Linked DNA regions of Homo sapiens: region 2 is linked to region 1. Evidence: chromatin loops called from intact Hi-C (ENCODE). Cell type or tissue: Calu3. All regions are shown on one strand. Each heading gives the region's core, and the rest is flanking DNA. Links, peaks and the distances in the headings are about the cores only.

The links. A loop is a pair of places that touch in the nucleus more often than their neighbours do. Peaks named below come from ENCODE experiments on the same cell type or tissue, not always from the same donor. Only the 100,000 strongest peaks of a DNase experiment are listed, where the experiment ranks them.
Region 2: it touches region 1 in a loop (2.3-fold over the local background); 1 of 110 quality-filtered maps calls a loop at or near these places.

What each region holds. Positions count from the first base shown.
Region 1 is chr10:27,889,883-27,895,608 of GRCh38, reverse strand. The region is part of intron 17 of ODAD2 (outer dynein arm docking complex subunit 2); the gene reads left to right. Among named protein-coding and RNA genes, the nearest start is that of ODAD2, 110 kb to the left of the region's middle. In Calu3, for the core only: no CTCF peak of the experiment used is centred there; a DNase peak (open chromatin) is centred at 2,168.
Region 2 is chr10:27,798,622-27,804,347 of GRCh38, reverse strand. No RefSeq gene overlaps it. Among named protein-coding and RNA genes, the nearest start is that of MKX, 56 kb to the right of the region's middle. In Calu3, for the core only: no CTCF peak of the experiment used is centred there; a DNase peak (open chromatin) is centred at 3,067.

The DNA.
Region 1 (5,726 bases), core at 551-4,550:
GCAGTTTTAATTAAAGTTTAGGTCAGGTGTGGTGGCTCATGTCTATAATCCCAGCACTTTGGGAGGCCGAGGCGGGTGAATAGCTGGAAGCCAGGGGTTCAAGACCCAGCCTGGCCAACATGGCAAAACCCCATCTCTACTAAAAATACAAAAATTAGCTAGGCTTGGTGGCGCATGCCTGTAATCCCAGCTACTTGGGAGGCACAAGAATCATTTGAACCCAGGAGGCTGCAGTTGTAGTGAGCAAAGATTGCTCCAGTGCACTGGGTGACAGAGCTAGACTCCATCTCAAATAGGAAATAAAAATATAAAAGTATAAATAGTTACATGTAGTTAGCGGCTATCGTTTTGGTGCCCAGGTCTGAGATATGCAAGTAAGACAGAGTTGTTTTTGTAAGCCATCTGCTATGAAAAGTTGTAAACCTCAAGAATTAAATGAGTTTGTGTGTGCTTACATGTTCATTATATAAGTTTTAGAAACTAAAGAAAAGCAAATTAAAAAAATCACCTGTAATTTTAGCACTTGGGGATAACTGATATTAAGAGCTAACAGTTTTTTTTTTTTTTCGTACCGATGACTAGTGAGTCTCTCTCTAATTCTCTCTGTATGTCTTTCCATATGCCTGTCTAATTTTCTTTGGCTATATAGTATTATATTGTATGGATATATCATAATTCATTTACATAATTAAGTTTCCAGTGTTAAGGAACAGTGAGGTTGAGTGAAACAAAAATTTCATTTGAAGCCGGGCAAAGTGGCTCACACCTGTGACCCCAGAACTTGAGAGGCCAAGTGGGGAGGATTGCTTCAACTCAGGATTTTGAGGTCAGCTGGGGGAGCATAGGGAGACTCCTCTACAACAATTTTTTTTTTTTTTAATGCACATGCCTGTAGTCCCAGCTACTCTGGAGACTGAGGTGGGAGGATTGCTTGAGCCTGGGAGGTTGAGGCTTCAGTGAGGCGTGATTGCGCCACTGCACTCAAGCCTGGGCAACAAAGCAAGACCCTGTCTCAAAAAAAATTTCTTTTAAGCCTTTCTAGAATGTTCTTTCACACAGGGAGAGAAAATAGTTACTGCTGACCCTTTGGTAAAAATTTTAGCATAGCTCCCCATATATTTGTTTTATCAGTAACTTTATATCATAGGTTAATCAGTGGTGATTTTCTTGGTGGTACATAAAATAATAGTTTATTTTACGATCAACTGCCTTTTGGATTAGTGGGAAATAATATGACCAAAGATACATGTAAATGTATATCCGTGGAGGTTATGTGTACTTGGAATTTTTTTGAGGTCTCATGTTGTATTTATATCACTATCCAAAACTTTCCCCACTTGGTTATATTGAATTTAGCATTTTCAATGAATATTTTGTAAGTTCTATGATTTTTAGATGGATTAAACTTGTTTTCTAATAAGATTATTTATGTATTTATTTACTTATTTATTTAAATATTTATTTTTTAGAGATGGTGTCTCACTCTTGGCCCAGGCTGGATCACAGTGGCACATTTGCACACTGCAATGTCAATCTCCTGGGCTCAAGCAATCCTGCTGCCTCAGCCTCCAGAGTAGTTAGGACTCCAGGCCTGAGCCACCATGCCTGGCTAACTTTTTCAGATCAAGATAGGGTCTTGCTCTGTTGCCCAGGATGATCTCAAACTCCAGGCTCCAGGTGATCCACCCACCTCGGCCTCCCAAAGCACTGGGATTACAGGCCTGAGTCACCACACCTGGCCTTCTAATAAGGTTATAAATTCTGAGGGACAGTAGGGATGGGAAATGTTTTTTGAATATGCTGGGGCATCCAGCTTGCAATAAAACAGTGGAACTAGAAGAAGAGATCATACCAAATAGTATAGCCCTTTCTTTCTCCCCGTCACTGCCCCTGTCCTATTTAGGTAAGTTAATGGCTCAGCTTTCTAGGAAAGAATTGCCTTTTATTTTGTACGGAAGCATTTCTACATTGTTTTCAACTACAATGCTTTTGCAAGTAACTTTAGACTTATTAACTTATGAGTCATAGGATTTGGCATCACTTTGAAATAACGTCTTTGTTTGGATTAATGGCACTGACAGTAATGCTGCAAAAACCAGCCATTGTTAATTATAGCTGAGAGCCACATGAAAGGGAAGAAAGCACCAGCTACGCCTTTAGACAAGCTGTTGCTACTTCAGGGCCCCTACCACGTCTGTCAGGCGTCATGAAACCTAAGTTCACCATGTATATGTGTGTCCCTGTGGTGTGGACATGGTGAAATGTCAACTGTTCAAACCAGATGTTATCCGTTTTTTTATATTGTTATACACATTAGAACACATTTTCAGATGTATGTGTTAAGAAAATAAGATGTGAATATTGCTTCTAGTGAATGTAGAACATCTTTTCTTTATTTCTTTTCTCTTTTCTTTTACTTTTCTTTCTTTCTTTTCTTCTTCTTTTTTTTTGAGAAGGAGTCTGGCTCTGTCGCCCAGGTTGGAGGGCAGTAGTGTGATCTTGGCTCACTGCAACCTCTGCCTCCTGGGTTCAAGCGATTCTCCTGCCTCAGCCTCCCGAGTAGCTGGGATTACAGGAATGGACAAGCATGCAGCCCCATGCCTGGCTAATTTTTGTACTTTTAGTAGAGACAGGGTTTTGCCATGTTGGTCAGGCTGGTCTCAAACTCCTGACCACAAGTGATCTGCTCGCCTCGGCCTCCCAAAGTGCTGGGATTACAGGCGTGAGTTACCACACCCGGCCGTAGTACATCTTTTCTTGTTGGAAACATTTAAAGCTACCTATCAGTGATTGAGCCAGGCAACGAAGTAGCAGAATCAAAGACTTCAGTAATGAATTACAGGATAATTGAGAGAAATAAAGATTCACAGTGTAAGTTGACATTGCTTTTGTGTTATAATTATTTTGTTATTAAATGCATAAAACAAATGGAATGTGGGATTTTTGTAATAAGAAGTATTGACCTTTTTGTTGGTAGACTAGTGTTTCAGTTAAGTTTAAAACTTCATTTTGGAGAAAGCAAGTATGTAATAGTTATTGATAGCTTATTGGTGATAAATAAAATGTACTAGGTGAAACAGATATGTTTTTCCAGCTTAAAAATTATCGGTCCATTCATTATCTGATAGGAAAATCGGAGTGTGAAATGAGAGTCTGTTTTACAAAGATCACTTTGTAAACCTCGAAATAATTTAAGACAGGAAATAAGCATCTTCACTTAGAAAGCCGCACGGTCTTTTTTAGTCTATCAAGAACCCAAGAACAGAAGGTCAAACTAAAGTGAACTAGTCATAAAAAATAATCTGCATATTTTTAAAGAAGTTTTATTTGAACATTTACCATTTAAGATCTTTTCTGTGTTATGTCTAAGAAAAGTTCTTTTTTCCTATTAAGATTGCTAAAAAGGACAGAGATCCTAAGATTCGACCTCTGTAGTGATGTTATGTGTAAATTTCAAGAGCTGTAAGTCTGATTCAACTAATAACTGCTTTGTGAAAAATGTGAGAGATTTGTAAATAGAAGTGTAAAACTGTTTCTTTCAAGCTGAACGATCAAACACATTTTTGGAGAAAAAGGGTAGTTGAACAGGTGTTCAGTATTATGAAGTTGTGATGTAAAGAATGCAACTGAATCTGGTAAAAGTCCATATATTAAATTCTTTGTTCTTAAGAAGCAAAACTGTCTGCTGCAGAAAGTCTACTCAAATTTGTGCTCCGTGAACATTAAGATACTGAAAATATGAAAATTTATATAAAAATTTAATTGTGTCGTATCACACGATTATTTTCATGCCTTTTGCCAACATTTGTAAGAAACATTTTTTCTTAAATATCAGTGCATTTTTAATATTATTTGTTTTGTGAATATCGCAAGATAGTGCTTAATTTCCTTAATTCTGCTTCCTTTCATTAATGAGTTTTTAAAAGTTTTTATTAAGAAAAAAAAGATGTTCAACTATATTTGCATTTTCATAAGAAGTAATAGTATAATTCATATTAATGTATCATCACCATTTCCTTATGAATTAGATAGAAAACAGGTATTCTTATCTTAGAATAAATACTCTGAATGTATAATAAGTCAGTTGTTGGGTTAGGAAGAAAACTCAATATGTCTTCCAAATCAGTAATATATATCCATGAGATCATTTGGCCTTGTAACCTTCCTAAACTTAATTTTGCTACTTGTTTAGACAATGTCTGGTTTTGATCTTGAAGGAAAAAAAAAAAACAAAAAACTCTAGTAATTTGAAAACCAGTGACCTAAAGTTCTGCTCCAAACTGAGAAGCCAGTCAGGAATTTGAGAATGATTCCCCAAAAGAGAAGAGAAGTTAATTTCTGTGAGGTTGGGATACATGCTTGGGTAATTTAGCCAGGAATGTTGAGGACTGAGTATGGATGAGGCCAGTTTCCTGACCACAGGTGTGACAGAACACAGCTGATCAAACAGGACAGGAATTTGACATCACCCTCTGTTTAACTTCAGCTGCCCAACGGTCCATGCCCAATCAGGGAGCCAATGAGAACTTTGAGAAGAAGGCTTGTGGAGGGGTTTAGTTTCATGCTAGGAATATTGCTATAAACACAAGCTCTGATTTAGCCATGTTTGGGCTGTCGAATATATCGCTGTATGACATGGTGCCAAATAATCAACTTTTTTTTCTAAATCCAAAACGTCTTTAAAATGTAATCTGCATTTGGGTTCTGCCTCCCTGTTTGGGGTCAGTTGTCATTTTCAGTCACCAAATAGTTCTAAGTATGCACCCATCTGGCCCCCAGATCCTAAAATCCTAAAAGATTAGAGTAACGAATGATAATACAAGTTTTTTTTTTTTTTAAATATATATATACCAGATTTTCAAGTGGGGACATAAGGGGTCCAAACAAAAGTGAGGGCCTTAAAAAGCCTGTCTTCAGAGCACAGCCGAAAGAATCACTGGCCATAGCTCAAATCTATCACTTTCCTTTCTCCTCCCTATCTCTCCACTACTGCCCTCCCATTCCCTACTCCACAGAGGGCTGCAATAGAGGCTGCTAGTCTACAAAGGGATGAAATTGACAGAAGAGTAACACAGTGTACAAAATGGTAACTTACAACGAAAAGCATTGCCTATTCTAAACAGGGATATATAGAATTGTGTACCAGCCACTAGCTATTCATGAAACCACTTAACCACTTAATTTTGAAAGCACAGTTGGTTATCAGTTTTCAGTTACTTATTAAATTAATAACTTCATCTATTAAATTATGTCATTATATTCACCTCAGCCAAGAGTGCCCAGCATCAAACAATGCATGCTGTCGTGATCAGATCAGAAACTGTGCCATGTCAAAATTCATTGACTCAGACACCTGACTGGGACCCCAGATGGCCTCTTCTTCCAGTTCACTTGCTTAAGCACTCCCATTGCACTGTGACCCCATCAGGCTCCCTGCCCATTGACCTCACTGTTTTTTCCATCCACCAGCCTTTTGCTATCTTCGGTTCCCTCATTGCACACATTTGTTCCATGATCTATCATTGTACTTGCTCCATTTTTTTGATTATGCATTTTTTATTTGTATAAATTGGGTACAAGTGCAGTTTTGTTCCATGGATATATTGCATAGCACTCACTGCATTTCAAATACCCTCAAGTCCATATACTCTCTTTCTTTCCATGGTACCTGCCTAATGAACTCCCAACCCTGGAAAGAGCATTTATCCATCTTGTCCATGACTGTA
Region 2 (5,726 bases), core at 1,185-5,184, 92 kb after region 1:
CATTCTCTGCGTGGTGGGGGTGATCTTATCCACTCAGATTTCGATAAAATCAGCTTGAACACAGAGAGGGGAAAAACTCAGCATTCTTCCAGTATTTCCAGGAATTATTGAGTGGGACCTATTTTTCCATGTTACCTCCTGATCCTGATCATTGGCCGATCATCTAGATGTTCAGGTCTCTCTAGTCTCACCTCTTGCAAGTATTCCCGTTTCCTTCTTTCTTTCATGCCCTTGTAACCTCAGACATGTAACACAACCCTTTTTCTTTGATTTCTGAAAAATACCACTGGCCTCAGGCAAATAGAAGTAGGAGATGTGGAGTGATGATCCATGGATGAGGGCTGGGACTGAAGAAAGCTTTACTCTTTAAACCCACACCTAGGTTCTGTCTCCCAGCTGTTCTCACAACCGAGAACCTCTCACTGGCATCACTGGCCTTGGGCTCCTTCTTTCTCACCATCTATTTTCCTCTCCATTGACTTCCCCCCATTTCCAGAACTGCTACCCCACCCACAGATGCTATCCTCAGAAATTTAAATACTTCTGTATCTATTCGCTTTTGCTGCTTAACAAACCATTGCCAACAGCCATTTGTTGAGCATGTGATTCCACTGGTCAGCAATTTGGACTGGGCTCAGGTGGGCGCCTGCATGCATCTGCTGTCACCTGTAGGTTGACTTTGCTGTTTCAGCCGGGCTTTCACTTGTCTGGGGCCTCAGCTGGGACAACTGGGATGACTTGAATGCGCTCTACGCAGTCTCTTGTCTTCCAGGAGGCAAACCCAGGCTTATGGAGGTTGCACTCAGTTTCAAGAGAACACCCAAAAGCATGTAAGGATCCTTGAAGCCTAGGGACAATTGGTACATCATTTCTTCTGCTGCATTCCATTGGTCAAAGCAAGTTACAAGGTCTCCCCTTGATAGGGGGCTACAAAGTCATCTTGTGAAGAGATGTGTATATGGGGGAGGGATGGGTGGGGGAAATATATAGGACAAATGCAAGGGCTTGTGTTTCCACTATCAAAATAGTCCTTAAGTTGTTTTTACTTAAAATACATTTCTTTCCTCTTGGAAGAACTTTGCAGCCACCTCTTAAACTTCTAGGGTTTTTCTTCCCAAGATCACAAGAAAATAATATCAGTATGTGAGTGTGTTTTGGGAACAGGGAGAGTTGTAAGAAACGAAAGTAATTGTTTTTGCTCCTGGGTTTTGCTCCTGGGTAATAATTTTTTATCTTCAAAACTTTTATTATAGGGACTTTAAGATAAGCAAATGATATAAATGTATATTTACTCCTGCTTTATTTTAGTATATCCCACCCAAAATTACATGAGGACAAGTATCCTAACACCCCAATGTGGTATGTTTAGACAGGTTTCTAGCTACCCTGAAATTTGCTGAAGAAAATGGGTCAGCCACCAACTGTGAAACTGATTTTTAAGTACACTGGAGATAATTACTTGTTACAAAATACATCATAAGACAAAGATCCTTTCTAACTCCATTTTCAATAATGGCAGAATTAATAGAGAACTAAAAGAGGATTGAACCTTCCGTGAAAGTAATATATAAAGGGGAAAAAAAGGCACAGCGTTCCTTTCCTAAGGAAAAGGAAAGAAACTGATGAGGAAAAAATAATTTGGGGAAAGCAAATTTCAATAAGTTTAGGGCACTGGTAAAATAAATAAATACATATTTTGGAAAACCTAATGGGAAGAAAGCCATCCAGAAGAGATGGATACTCTTTAAACAAACAATGCTGGCAGGTGAACAAACTGTATGGGAAGTGCAGGACAGGGAACAGGGTGCCAAACTGGCAAGACAGAACTGTGCAAAGTTCTGAAAGGCAAATTAGAGAACCGTGAAATGATGTCCAGCCAGATCACCAAAGAAGAACAAAAAGAAGGGACCGGGAGGTGCAGGGACCACATCAAAAGTGAGAAAGACACTGCAGTGTGGGTAGACATAAAAGACATCAGGAAGCTGTTAATCAACTGCATTAATAAAATCCAAGTTATTCCTGACCATGTTACCATTTGGCTAAACAACGAGCCCTGGATTTCACATACAGTATTTCTCTGCTGGCCTGTTGCCTGGCTCCATAATCAGCATCGACTAAAATGTTTTTGATTGCAAATAGCAAAACCTTAACTCAAATGGCTACTTTTTTTTTTTTTTTTTTTTTTGAGACAGAGTCTTGCTCTGTTGCCTAGGCTGGAGTGCAGTGGCACGATCTCGGCTCACTGCAACCTCTGCCTCCCAAGTTTCAAGTGATTCTCCTGCCACAGCCTCCTGAGTAGCTGGGATTATGGGCATGCACCACCACGCCTGGCTAATTTTGGTATTTTTAGTAGAGACAGGGTTTCACCATATTGGCCAGGCTGGTCTAGAACTCCTGACCTCAGGTGATCCACTGGCCTTGGCCTCCCAAAGTGCTGGGATTACAGGCGTGAGCCACCGTGCCCAGCCAAAATGGCTTTTTAAATAATGGGAATTTGTTGATTCATGTAAACAAAAAGTCTAAAGATAGAGTGATCTTTAGGTAAAGTTTGATCGAGGTTTGAATTCTATTTGTCTGAAATTATCTTGGCTTTGCCCTTTTCTGTACCTTGGCTTCATTCTCAGCTGGCTTCCCTCATGGTTGCAAAATGGCGCAGCAACTCCAAATCTCATATCCTCACATCCCACTGTTCAGAGGAGTTTCTTTTCCCCCAACCACAAAGCAAACTGCCTGGGCTTCACATGGATTGAACTGACTCAGGTCATTACCATGTGGATTGGCTGAGTCCTAGATGTGTTCATCCCTGGAGAACCAGGCACTAGTAAGGAGATGGATTTATGCTGACTTGCTTGGGTCATGTGTAGACTGGAACATGGTGGGATCCATGTCATCCAACCCACAGGGCTGATACTTAATGGGGTGCCTGTGCAGGAAGCCAGTAAAATGCCTCAGGTAGTCTGAGCAGAAATGGACTCACTGTTACATTCTCTTCTGGTTTGGGTGACTATATAGGCAAGTAATCAGAAACAAGGTTAACATGTAGCAAACCATGGCAGGTTAGACAACATTCTCAGGGCATGAATGTCAGCCTGGCTGTATCCCACATCTGCCCGAAAGAAAAGCACCAGCTCTGTGTATTAAAAGCATGAATAGCCGCTCTGCAGTCATCTTCTCTCTAACTTACTGTAATCTCTAAATTTGTAGGAATGTGAATACCCTTCTCTCACGTTGGATCTTTGAAAGGTCAAACATTCTTGTGCTTACACCTCACTTCATGATAAAGCTGAAAACATTTCAAAGTAAATTAAATTATTCCATGTGTAATTATCATCTGCATAAATTTAATTTTAATTTCAATGAAATTTAATTGGTTAGAATAAATGTCCAGACACATTTTTATGCTCTTAAATGAACAAAAAAGGTTTTTGCTCTATAAAGGATAATTTCCATTTTTTTCTCTATAATTACTACCATTGATGTCTTTGAAATTTCTAGAAAAACATTTTTATCTCTTAGAAGAAATGACTAGAGTGAACCTCAAAACCTCATCTGCAAAGTAAGTATAATTACACCTACTTCATAGGGTGTCATGAGGATAAAAGAAGTTAACATATAAAAAGTAAGAACAACAGTGTCTGACACATCTAATATATCAATATTATATATGTAATATGCAAGATTATTATATAACAACATCATTATTACCTCATTTTACTAGTTTTCACTCAATGCTCAGGCTAGACCTAGGAGGTTAGTATTTATTACCACATTTTACAGAGGAGACACAAACAGATGATAAATAAGGCATTGGGTTTCCAAGGTATTGAAGTGGTATAACTTTTTCTTCATAAGTTACTAAGATTCACATTAAAAATAACTTCAGACTTGCTAATATCTTTTACGCTTTCCTTGAACTTTCTTCTGGTTACTGAACCGATTCAGTGGAAACTCAGCAAATGCATGCATGAGAGACTATCTCTGCTATTCATTCATGGTCAAAGCTACCCTACTGGGTGTTTATTTTCTAGATACTCCTATCTTCCAGTCTCTTCCTTTTGTTATTTTTAGTTTACAGATTACATAATGTGTAGGCTTAAACATCTATCCTTACAGTTAGATTTAAATATTTGGCACTTAGTAGGTAGTCATTAACATTTATTGAAGGAAGGAAGGAATGAATCACAACGTTGATTTATAAAGAAAAACAAAGGCTTACAGGAAAGATAGAAACTCTAATTCTCATGCCACCACTCAGGCCAATGATATGACTAAAGGAATATAAAAATTAGAGAAAGCCTGAACTAGCTGTGGAAAATAGTAAAAGGTGGCATTTACATACCAGAAACGTAACAAAATTTCTGCTAAATATAACGGGAATGGAAACAGACTAAAGGAAGTCATGAAGGGTCAACTGTAAATACAGTTTTACAAACTGCTTTTATCATCTAGCAGCATGACTTGAAAGTTTTTCCAGGTGAATATCAATATTACCACTTCAATTGCTTATAAACATTTCATTATTTGTATGCATAATAATTTAATTCTTGCCAATATTTAGATTGCATCAATTTTCATTTTTACAAAAATGTCATTGAACATCAAAAATCTTATTTTTAAAGGCAACTGTTGCAGAATGAAGATTATAATTTTCAAAAATCATAAGAAAAAAGCAAATCAAATATGTATAACAAAAGGTTGAAAGCAAAAGAAACTGCAAGGAAGTTGAAAATAGCAAAATACGAGAACGGAAGAGCAAATATATTATTAAATGAATGCAAATGAATGAATGCACCTCTTAAGAGGTCAAAAAAACAACCCTCTGTATTTAGGTCCAAAGCAACTCAATTTTATTCAGTTTAAGCAAGGCTCTAAAAGAAAAGCTACACATAAAAATAAAAAGGCTATGCAAAAATCAATTAGGTAATGGTTGCATGAAAGACTTGAGTTCTTTCCTTCTCTCTCCTCTGACATCCTCTATGTTGGTTTCATTTTTTTGGCTTGTAGTAATACAGCTGCAGCAATTTCGAGTGTCATAGCAGAAATAGCAATATTCAGGAGGAGATAAGAGACCCTGGCTCTTGCTCAGAAAAAGGAAACTTTCCCAGAGGCTACCTAGCTACCAGCACACTTCCTTTTGGCCAGGATTGGACCTCATGCCCAATAAACATTCAACTGGAAAGCATAGTGGAGTCATCCTTTGACCAATCAAATCTTCGCCTGAGACACTTAGCTATTTGGGAAAGAAGTGGCTACCGAAACAAATCTGAGGTTTAGGAAGGAAGGGGAATAAATGGATTCTAGCCAGGCAAGCGGTGATGATCACAACACCAGATCGATATTGACAAAAGGAAAGCTGATGTATACTAAACTGACTTAAGGACATAAAGGCATTAAGTAAGGATCAAGGGCTGCTTTACTTAATGATAGATTCACCAGGAAGACAAATTATTCTGATGCTGTATTCATCTAAAAATATAGCTTCAAAATACATGAAGCAAAAAGCAAGCAGAAATATAAGGTTATATATATATATATATATATATTTTTTTTTTTTTTTTTTTTGAGACAGAGTCTCTTTCTGTCACCCAGACTGTGCTCTGGTGCGATCTTGGCTCACTGCAACTTCTCCCGGGTTCAAGCAATTCTCGTGCCTCATACTCCCAAGTAGTGCACCACCACACCTAGCTAATTTTTGTATTTTTGGTAGAAATGGGGTTTCACCATAT